Linked DNA regions of Mus musculus: region 2 is linked to region 1. A link is a loop called in an ENCODE intact Hi-C map of the cell type or tissue named here. Cell type or tissue: heart. All regions are shown on one strand.

What was found. Peaks named below come from ENCODE experiments on the same cell type or tissue, not always from the same donor. Only the 100,000 strongest peaks of a DNase experiment are listed, where the experiment ranks them.
Region 2: a loop joins it to region 1, with 3 times the contacts of the local background. A loop is called at or near these places in 6 of 42 quality-filtered maps.

The regions. Positions count from the first base shown.
Region 1 is chr1:36,066,180-36,071,179 of GRCm38, forward strand. Hs6st1 (heparan sulfate 6-O-sulfotransferase 1) reads left to right here and starts at 2,221. Exons shown (of 2, transcript NM_015818.2): 1 at 2,221-3,005. The coding sequence starts at 2,479. Gm39624 (a long non-coding RNA gene) reads right to left here and starts at 64. Exons shown (of 3, transcript XR_865341.2): 1 at 1-64. In heart, a CTCF peak has its summit at 2,788 (motif pointing left); DNase peaks (open chromatin) are centred at 1,232, 2,112, 3,162 and 4,322; H3K4me3 peaks cover 3,488 bases; H3K27ac peaks cover 3,655 bases.
Region 2 is chr1:35,383,595-35,388,594 of GRCm38, forward strand. No RefSeq gene overlaps it. Among named protein-coding and RNA genes, the nearest start is that of Gm25096, 210 kb to the left of the region's middle. In heart, CTCF peaks have their summits at 1,976 (motif pointing left) and 4,771; a DNase peak (open chromatin) is centred at 2,087.

The DNA of each region.
Region 1 (5,000 bases):
ACTGGAACAACTCTGTTTGGGATTGACCTCTTGGTAGATCCTTAGCATCTGAGCAGAACCATCAGATGGGTTAGCTGGCAGCAATGCTGTGTAAATCTGGATTGCTGTCATCCAAATCCCATGCTGGAATGCCGCCCTGGTCAACTTCTAAAGGGAGCGCCCTCAGCACACTGCTGTGTCGCCATACCTAACCAGAATAAATCATTACCAAACAGACTGCCCTTGGGTTTCTCTGGGCCAGGGGCAAAAGGCCCTGGGTGTCACCAAGGACACCTGTTGCCCTGGTTCTAGGTCATTATGTAGTGTGTTCAGGGCCATGTGGCGGTCTGACCATAGTGGTAACTTCTGCAATCTGCCTGCAAAACATGTCCTCTCTCTCTCTCTCTCTCTCTCTCTCTCTCTCTGTGTGTGTGTGTGTGTGTGTGTGTGTGTGTGTGTGTGTGTAGGACAGAGGACAATGGACAACCTTGGATATTGGATATTGTCCTTTGAGAGGTACACCTTAGTTTCTGAGACAGTGTCTCACATTAACCTGCTGCCTTATAGGCTAGACTGGCTGGCTTGCAAGCCCCAGGGATCTGCCTATCTCTTCTTCCCCAGCAGTCCTGGGCTTGCAAACACAGGCCAAGTATCCCTGGCATTTTATACCTGGGTTCTGGGTACCGAACCCAGGTCCTGAGTCATGCACAGCAAGCACTTTACCAGCTGAGCCCAGTTTCTTCACATTCCTGACAAGTTGGATATAAGTGTGTCTGCATTCTCTCCTGATCTCACCGTTTGGGAGGGCTTTCCTCTTAGCTCTTATTTGTGTGTGTATGTGGGGTGGGGTGGGGGTTCAAGACAGGGTTTCTCTGTGTAGCCCTGACTGTCCTGGAACTCTCTCTGTACACCAGGCTGGCCTCGAACTTAAGAAATCCGCCTGCCTCTGCCTCCCAAGTGCTGGAATTACAGGCATGCACCACCACTGCCCAGCTGCTCTTTTTTTTCAAGTCTTTTTTTTTTTTTTTTAACTTGCAGTCAATGCTTTGGACCACTATTGCCACCCCCTCCCCTTCTCTCCACTTTTTGACCCACCCCTTAGCAGGACAGATCCAGGGCACTACCCAGGGGTACTTGCTGTGGGCACCTGAGCCTGGCCTGGCAGTGGGAGCACCTCCCAGAGGCCACTCTGGCCTGAATCCAAACACCCAAGCCCCTCCCAGCTACCCTAGGCTGTGGAACTCTGCACAGGTCATTTCACTCCCCACCTCCAGTTGTTCTGGCCGCCTAAGTATAGCTAGGGGCCCAGTACAGAGTACAACATGGGCGACGGGACCTTCCACATGTTATAGGCTGCATAGATTACTACTAGAGCCTCCAACTTGCAGCCTAGGGCCCAGGCGACCCTCCACTACAGGCAGAGCACCAATCAAGGCTGCAGATACTGCTGCCAATGTAAAAAAAAAAAAAATCACGAAGGTTGGAATTTTAATTTTTTTCTAATGTTGGTTCACTATTTTGTTTGTTTGTTTGTTTGTTTGAGTATGACCAGGATCAAAACAGGGCACACTGGGCGAGAGGGACAAATAAAGCTTGTCCTCTGGTCTCTGCACACATTTCGGTTTATCTTCAACTGAGGGCTTTGGGTCATTGTCCCAGTGCCTCCAGGGGACTGGTGATATCCACGTAAGAGCCGGATCCATGCCCTTAACGTCTCTCTTCCTTCCCCACCCTTACTGGTAGTCCTAAACCACCTGGTGGTCCCGACTCCCAGCGCTCTCGAACTTGGAACTTCCTATCCTTCAATGTGAAGGTCAAAGCCTCCGTATTCCCGTGGGAGACAGAGAGCGCAGGTAACACAAACTACCATAACCAGAGAAGGTGAAAAAACTCGGGCTCCCAAACCCAGGACCAATGCCCAAAAGAGCCACCCACTCGTAGGCTCGGGACAACCCAGTCGCCACCCACAGGTCTGCGAGCTGGATCCAATGCCCTTTCCGTAGCGACCGGCGTTGACAGTGTGAGAGACACGCGACCCGTCGCCCAGCTCTGGCCTGTGCCTGGGCCTCCTCCGGCCCCGCCCCTCCCCCAGGGCGCTCCAGAGGCGGAGCGGAGGATCGGAGCGGGCGGCGACAGCAAGAGGCGCCGCGAGGGCGGGCCAGGGGCGGGCCGGGGCGGAGCCGCGACGAACTGCGGAGACGCGGCGGCGCACGGGGCGGTGCAGAGCGTTCTCGGCGCTGAGCTTTGCGGGCGGGTGCGGGCGCGCGCGGCTGCGGGGCGCTGTGGCGGGGGCCGGGCTGTACGCTAGCCGAGCCGGGATCGGGGCGGGGAGCAGCCACGGCGCCGCCGAGGCCCGGGGCCCGCGACGCTGCGCACAGCCTGGGCGCCGAGTAGCCGGGCCGGGCCGGAGCGCGGGCGGCGGTGGCGGCGGCGGTGGCGGAGCAGCTGCGCCCCCCGCCCTCCCAGGCCCGGCGCCCGGGCCGCTGGCGATGGTGACACATGCGGCGGCGGCGCGCCGGCGGCAGGACCATGGTTGAGCGCGCCAGCAAGTTCGTGCTGGTGGTGGCGGGCTCGGCGTGCTTCATGCTCATCCTTTACCAGTACGCGGGCCCGGGGCTGAGTCTGGGCGCGCCCGGTGGCCGCGTGCCCCCCGACGACCTGGATCTCTTCCCCACGCCGGACCCACATTACGAGAAAAAGTACTACTTCCCGGTGCGCGAGCTGGAGCGCTCGCTGCGCTTCGACATGAAGGGCGACGACGTGATCGTCTTCCTGCACATCCAGAAGACCGGCGGCACCACCTTCGGCCGCCACCTAGTGCAGAACGTGCGCCTCGAGGTGCCCTGCGACTGTCGCCCGGGCCAGAAGAAGTGCACCTGCTATCGGCCCAATCGCCGCGAGACCTGGCTCTTCTCTCGCTTCTCCACGGGCTGGAGCTGCGGGCTGCACGCTGACTGGACCGAACTCACCAACTGTGTGCCCGGTGTGCTAGACCGCCGCGACCCAGCAGGTCTGCGTTCGCCCAGGTGAGCGCCCGCTGCGGGAAAGTGTGATGGCGGGGGGGGGGGGGGGTACCCCTAAGCCCCGGGCCAGATCTGCCCTCTCCTCTCTTGGGGCCCCTTCCAGTCTGCGGGATCCCAGGATTCCCATCTCATCCTTCCCTACACCTGCCACTCCTGACCTCTGATCCCTCTTTTCACCCTCTGTTCCGTGCCTCTCCTCGCCACTGGCCTGTCTGCGCAGTGCCCAGACTTCCTCCTGGGTCACTGCCCGCTGCTCTCTGTCCACCCTACCTGCTATGCACTGCGGGCTAGCCTGAGAGATAAACCTCGGGGACTAGAGGTCCAGGCTTGGCTCTAGAGGCAGAAAAACAGGTGTGTCTCTGTGTGCATGTGTAGCCCGTACCCGTCTAGTACTAAAAGTGGAGCAAGAGAAATGCGGTTCCTCTTCCTGTGCACCTGTGGTATCTCCAGGCCCTCCGGTGCCTGCCAGCCTGGGGAGGAGCTGCCAGGAAAGGGGTGGGCTCTGCCTGCCGGTGTGTGCAGGTAGAACAAAGGCCCGTGTGACCCAGACTGAAGTCGGAGAGAAGGCAGCACTACCTGGCCTCCCCAGCCACAGAAGTGGAACAAAAGCCTCCAGTTGAGGACTGACTTCCCTAGAAATCTATCCACCGGCCAGGTTAGGGATAGCTGAGACCGTCAAAGCTACTTGTAAAGCCAGGGACCTCCCAGCAAGGCCCATCACTCTCCTCCTTGTCTGGGGATGTGAGTGAGGGCCAGCCCCTCTGAAAGCACTTTGTAAAGTTGAGATTGTAGCCCTGTTTCTGTTGGTGCCCAGTGATCCTCCTGGGATTACCTTCTTCCTAACCCGCCCCACCCCACCCCAGGAATTAGGGCTTCTAGCCTGCCTTTGTTTCTCTTCCATATTTGCTGTAGGACTGAACTTACAGAGGAGCTAGGAAGTGGGTGTGGACAAATTTTAACTGAAGTCGCTATTTTCCTTGGTACACTTGGGGCAGGAAGGTGCTGGCTCTCCTGTGGGGTTGGGACTCTAGGGTCCAACCAACCTGGAGCTGTTTGCATGCTTTACAGGCTGCTAGAGTTGAGTGGTAGATACACACACTGCACCCCACGCCTAGCAGTGCTCAAGCCAAGTGGAGGTATTCCATGGCCCTAACCTGGACCCAGAGTCTCCTTTCCAGGCCCTCGAAACTGCTTCCTGTCCACATAAGCTCTGCCGTACACACGTACATGTTTCAGTTCCAGGACCCATCCCAATAGTTCAGCCATGCTATGCTTGAGTCCAGGTCTGGCCATAGCAGCTGTCCACTGATCCACCAGTCAAGGCTGTGGGTGCCCATTGCTGGGCACACGCCAGCAGGCCCAGGGAAGTCCTCTCTGTCAGCAGGACGTGGGGCTTGAAACAGTGGACATGCTAATCATAGGAGGTCTAGGCAAACTGCATGCATGCTGCTCTTAGAGCTGTAGAGAGGCCAGAGCTTCGGGGTGAGCCTACCCCTCACGGACCACACTGCCCACAGATTGTAACAGAGTGAAGGACCACAGTGCCCCTTGACTAGAAGTTTATCAGAGGCTCATGATGGAAGGAACAGGGAGGTGCATGGCCCCAGATGCTGTTCACAGGCCTTGACTGCCTGCAGAGGGTGTAAGGGCCAGGGATGAAGAATGCAGGGTGGTCTACTGATTCCCCCCTCCTTGGGGGAGGGGAGGGCGGGACTTGCTGACTCAGCAACAATGGGCAATGTGGGGAGGGGCCCCCAGGGCTCGTGGTTCCAAAGCTTGTAACTGTGCCACCCAATAGGTGACACTGGGTTTCTCTTCATAGTGCTCCATTTGTTTAAGGCACTAGGTAAATGACTTCCCCTCCCCCGCCACCTCTGGCCCCCCAAACTAATCTAAGAGACTTTTATGTATTGAACTCCTGGCTGCCCCTGAGTTCCCCAGCTGACTCCCATCTGCCCAGGGACCCTGTCACTGTCAGGGTTGACTGCCTGATGGCTG
Region 2 (5,000 bases), 680 kb before region 1:
ACCCAAGATATAAGATACAATTTGCTAAACACATGAAACTGAAGAAGAACGAAGACCAAAATGTGGACACTTTGCCCCTTCTTAGAATTGGAAACAATCACCCATGGAAGGAGTTACAGAGACAAAGTTTGGAGCTGAGACAAAAGGATGGACCATCTAGAGACTGCCATATCCAGGGATCCATCCCATAATCAGCCTCCAATCGCTGACACCATTGCATACACTAGCAAGTGTTTGTTGCAAGGATCATGATATAGCTGTCTCTTATGAGACTAGGCCGGGGCCTAGCAAACACAGAAGTGGATGCTCACAGTCAACTATTGGATGGAGCACAGCGCCCCCAATGGAGGAGCTAGAGAAAGTATCCAAGGAGCTAAAGAGATCTGCAACCCTGTAGGTGCAACATTATGAACTAACCAGTACCCTGGAGCTCTTGACTCTAGCTGCATATGTATCAAACGATGGCCTAGTCGGCCATCACTGGAAAGAGATGCCCATTGGACAGGCAAACTTTATATGCCCCAGTACAGGGGAACGCCAGGGCCAAAAAAATGGGAATGGGTGGGTAGGGGAGTGGGGGGAGTGTGTGGGGGACTTTTGAGATAGCATTAGAAATGTAATTGAGGAAAATACGTAATAAGAAAAAAAAATGGGTGCCTGGGACTGTGGCTGTGGGACAGGAGGAGAGTTGTCTGGACAAGAAAGGCTTTCTGTCATGTACAGTGATGTACCACTCAGGCTAATTAAGGTGTGACCAGGAGGCAGGCGATGGCAGAAGTAGCATCCTGAACTTTGGGTACCAGCACCAGCTGCCACTCCTGTGGGACTGGCATCAGCTGCTCTGCAGAGCCCAGACATTGAAAAGGCTGCTATCGGGCTCAGACATCACATCTGTTCTGAACTTCTCCCACAAATCTGTTTTGTTTAATGCACTGTCCTAGTTAGGGTCACTATTGCTGTATGAATAGCAACTTGGGAGGAAAAGGTTGATTTGGCTTATATTTCCCCAGCACTGACCCTCACAAAAGGAAGTCAGGACAGGAACTCAAGCAGGGTTGGAATCGAGAGGCAGAAGCTGATGCAGAGGCCATGGAGGGGTGAGACCTACTGGTTGCTCACAAGGCTTGCTCAGTCTGATTTCTTATAGAACCCAGGCCCACCAGCCCAGGGATGGCACCACACACAATGGTTTAGGCTCTCCCCTATCAATCACTAATTAAGTAAATGCCTTACAGTCTTGTCAACAGGTCAATCTTATGAAGATGTTTTCTCAATAGAGGTTCCTTCCTCTCCAGTAATTCCAGCTTATGCCAAGTTAACATAGAATTAGCGAGCACTGCCACCTTCATTTGAAATCTGTTTTGATGGCTGGACAAAGTCCTGGATTATGCACCCCACATTTGACAGAGTGTCAGGAGTTAGAGTTTCACTGTCTTATGAGGCGATATAAGGGGAAAGATGTTGACACGGCTCTTTGGCTTCAGCTGTCTTTTCTCAACACACACATACCCCAACCCCACCCCGCCCCAGCTTCACACACTCACCTGCTCCAGCACCACCGGGGTATCTCTGAATCCTCCACTGTACTTTCTTCTTTTATACACAACATCATTTAGTCTGAGAAGTTCTCTGCGCATTCGGAAAACACGTCACCCTCCAGGTCTGGCTGCTGCTGTCCCTCTCTGGGTATTTTTCTGTCTTTTATAGAGGTAGGATTCCTTGCCAGCCCAGGGCCCCTTGGACACCCGCAGCCCTCAACCTTGATACTTGAACTAAATCAACTTCCCTATAATTACCTTTGCCTAAATTCCTTTCTGGGAGGGTTTGAGTCAGAGTTAGCTAGGGAAAAAAATTATGTAAGACTTGGAAGGTGTAGGTGAAATAGCAGACAGGGGCTGTGCTCTGAAGTTCCTATCAGAACACTTGCTATCGAATGCAAATGAGCCTCCTGCCTCACTAGCTCCCCCTGCTGGTCCACGGCTCCTACAGCAGTAACAGATTGCCTGCTTCAGCTTCTTCTGACCCCTGGGAGGGTGCATGAATCATTCTCTGGCAGTGCACCAGATGTCCTTAAGGTTGGCGACAGTGAGGGATAGGTGTGCCGTCCATCTTATTCTCATGGGATGGCAGATTGCCCTCACGGGTTGCGGCTATATTTATAGGTTCCCTTTGTCCTTTCCCACCCCCGTGGCACTTCGAGCCTTCCGTTCTGTCTGGTGACCTGGCTGATCTGAAGCACAGAAGCAATCCCAGGCACAGAGTCAAAGCCCTACACATACTTAGTTATCTTCTACAGTCACGAATGGCTTCTTAATAAAAATCTCCGCTCCATGTGTCGAACAGTGCTTCTCCTTCTGTGATTGAATACTGGCCGATAAACTCAGTAACCGTAAGCCTGGTTATCCAGCATAGGAACGTGCCCCGTTAAAGCACATTTTCTTCCTGAGATTGCACTAAGGCTAGCCAGTAACGGTGCAATGGTTTATTTTGTTTCATTTATCTACTCTCATATTTTGTGGATTGTGACTATACTGGCTGGTTTTGTGTGTCAACTTGACACAAGCTGGAGTTATCGCAGAGAAAGGAGCCTCCCCCTTGAGGAAATGCCTCCATGAGATCCAGCTGTAAAGCAGTTTCTCAATCAGTGATCAAATTGTACCTTGTGGGTATTTGTGTGTGCCCGAGTGTGCATATGTGTGACACATTTACACGAGAGCCTACAGAATTCTGAGAAGGCATTGAACCTCCTAGGACTGAAGTTACAGGTACTTATGAGTCACCATATGGATGCCTAAAATTAAACCCTGGGCTTCTTCAAGTGCAGTAAGTGCCCTTAACCACCTAGCTGCCTCTCCTGAGGCTCATCCCAAAGTTTCAGAAGACACAATGCATATACACAGGCTGGGGGAATAAACTGCTTACCTCGCAAACTTGAGGACCTGAACCACGAGTAAAAAAGCAAGGCAGAGTGATGGAGACAGGCAGCTCCCTGTGGCTTTTGGGCCAGTCTATACTATTCTGTGAGCTTCAGGTCAACGAGAGCTCCCGTCTCAAATACACACAAAACAAAACATCACAAAACCAGAAGCTGGGGAGATGGTTTGGTGGTTAAGAGAGGTGTTTTGATGGTGCTCTCTAGGGGACATGGTTTCAGATCCTAGAACTCACATCTGGTGGTTTGCTGCTTATGGCTCTAAGCCCAGGGTATCTGGCACCTTCTTCTAGCTCAGGTATATGCATATATGCATAAGATAAAATTCAGATATCTTAAGAAAACAAAAAGCCAAGGGTAGCTGGTTACTGAGGAACGAGGCTGAGAATTTCCTCCGACCTCCACTTGCGCACACACAGACATCAGGCCCACAAGAAACATGAGCAAATGGCTATCCGTGGTGGAGCCTGTGAGCATGCCATAGTGCATGCTGGTCTCCAGGCTCCCTCAGTATCACAATTGCCTGTGGCTCTTCTTCCCTCCCCCAAACACTGTGTTACATCAGGAGAGATCAAGTGATACAGAAATCAAAGAGGAGCTGGGACCCTACAGAATCAGGCTGTCCTTTAATCAGGACAATGAAGGGCAGTGGTCCCTCTGGGGCACTAGAGACGGTGCCCGGGTGCTGCAAGCTTGAGGTCTTATAGTGCAGAAAAGGGAACTTCTATGCGGAAGGTTTCATCTGCAGATCTGTTACCCTGCAGTCTCAAGGTTGTAAATGCCAATGGAGGCTGGCATGTTGATCTTCTCAGGAGCTTCCAGGATCCTAACTTCCTGCAGAAGATGTTTTCTTCACGTCAACCTCCCTGCCCTAGCTCCTCTGCTCACCAGGTGTTGAGGTTCTTAGCCCTTTAACATCCACCTCTACAATCAGGAATGCATGCACACATCCATGAAACGCACATAGGCAGGCACTTAAAGGGTCCCAGTGTTCTCTTCCAAAAGGCCTATTCTGTCACATGACTCTCAGAGTTTATCAATGGACACAGGGTGCAGAGGGTGAATCCTTAGCGTAGCAATGCAAACAATAGAAAGACCCCATTGCATGTGTGCATAGGTATCACATTAAGTAGCCCTGAATGCTACATCCTTTCTGTGATTACATCTTCTTAAGAAACAAATGAAGGGCTGGAGAGATGGCTCAGCCGTTAAAGGCTAGGCTCACAACCAAAAATATAAGAAACAAATGAAAACATGAGACAAGGGAAAAGGAAAGCAGGTGGAGGTGGGGGAGCTAGAGACTGTATTTTTTTTTCTGGGAGGCTTTTGCTAATTAAGATGTTGAAAGCAATTTTAACACCATTTCTCACCACAGTGACAATTCTGGCAGGCTTACAAATTAGCATCCTGGGACTCTCAAACTGGATGTCCATGTTTTGTCAGAATGTGCTAGGGCCTGCAATGGGCTTGGTGATCTCCAAACACAAATCAATATCGCCCACCACATAAAGTACCTCATCAGGTGATTCTAAGGAACTGGCTCTTTGGCAAATATTTTGAGTGCAGGAAAATGATGCTCGCCGTGACGCCTCCACTGACCCCCTTCTGAGAGACAGGACCGTTTACCACCACGGGAAAGTGCTTGTGGCATTTCAGGGACTCCAAAGCGGCACGTACATCTTTAATGCCATTTTGTCTTGGAAACCAGAGCAGAGAGCTTGGTCAGCACCACACAGCCTTCTCACTAGAACCCTCTCCCTTTGGCAGCAGTTTCTCGAGATGACGCATGTTCATCTAAGTCCCAGATGGTAGTCTTCTAAGGGCAACAGCAAGGGGGCAGCACTGAGCTTACATCCCTGCTTCACCCTCACACCCTGCATCCTGAATCACGAAAATCTTAACAAGGAAGCTTAGCTCCTTCCCTCCACTATAGGTTAAACTGTAACCATCCTTGTGAGAATGAAGAAACACTAGAGAGACATGTGTGCACCTCCCTATGGCTGTCAGGTCATTGAAACAACGAGTCCCCCCAAACTGAAAATTTCCCAGGAGTCTCATGATGGGAGAA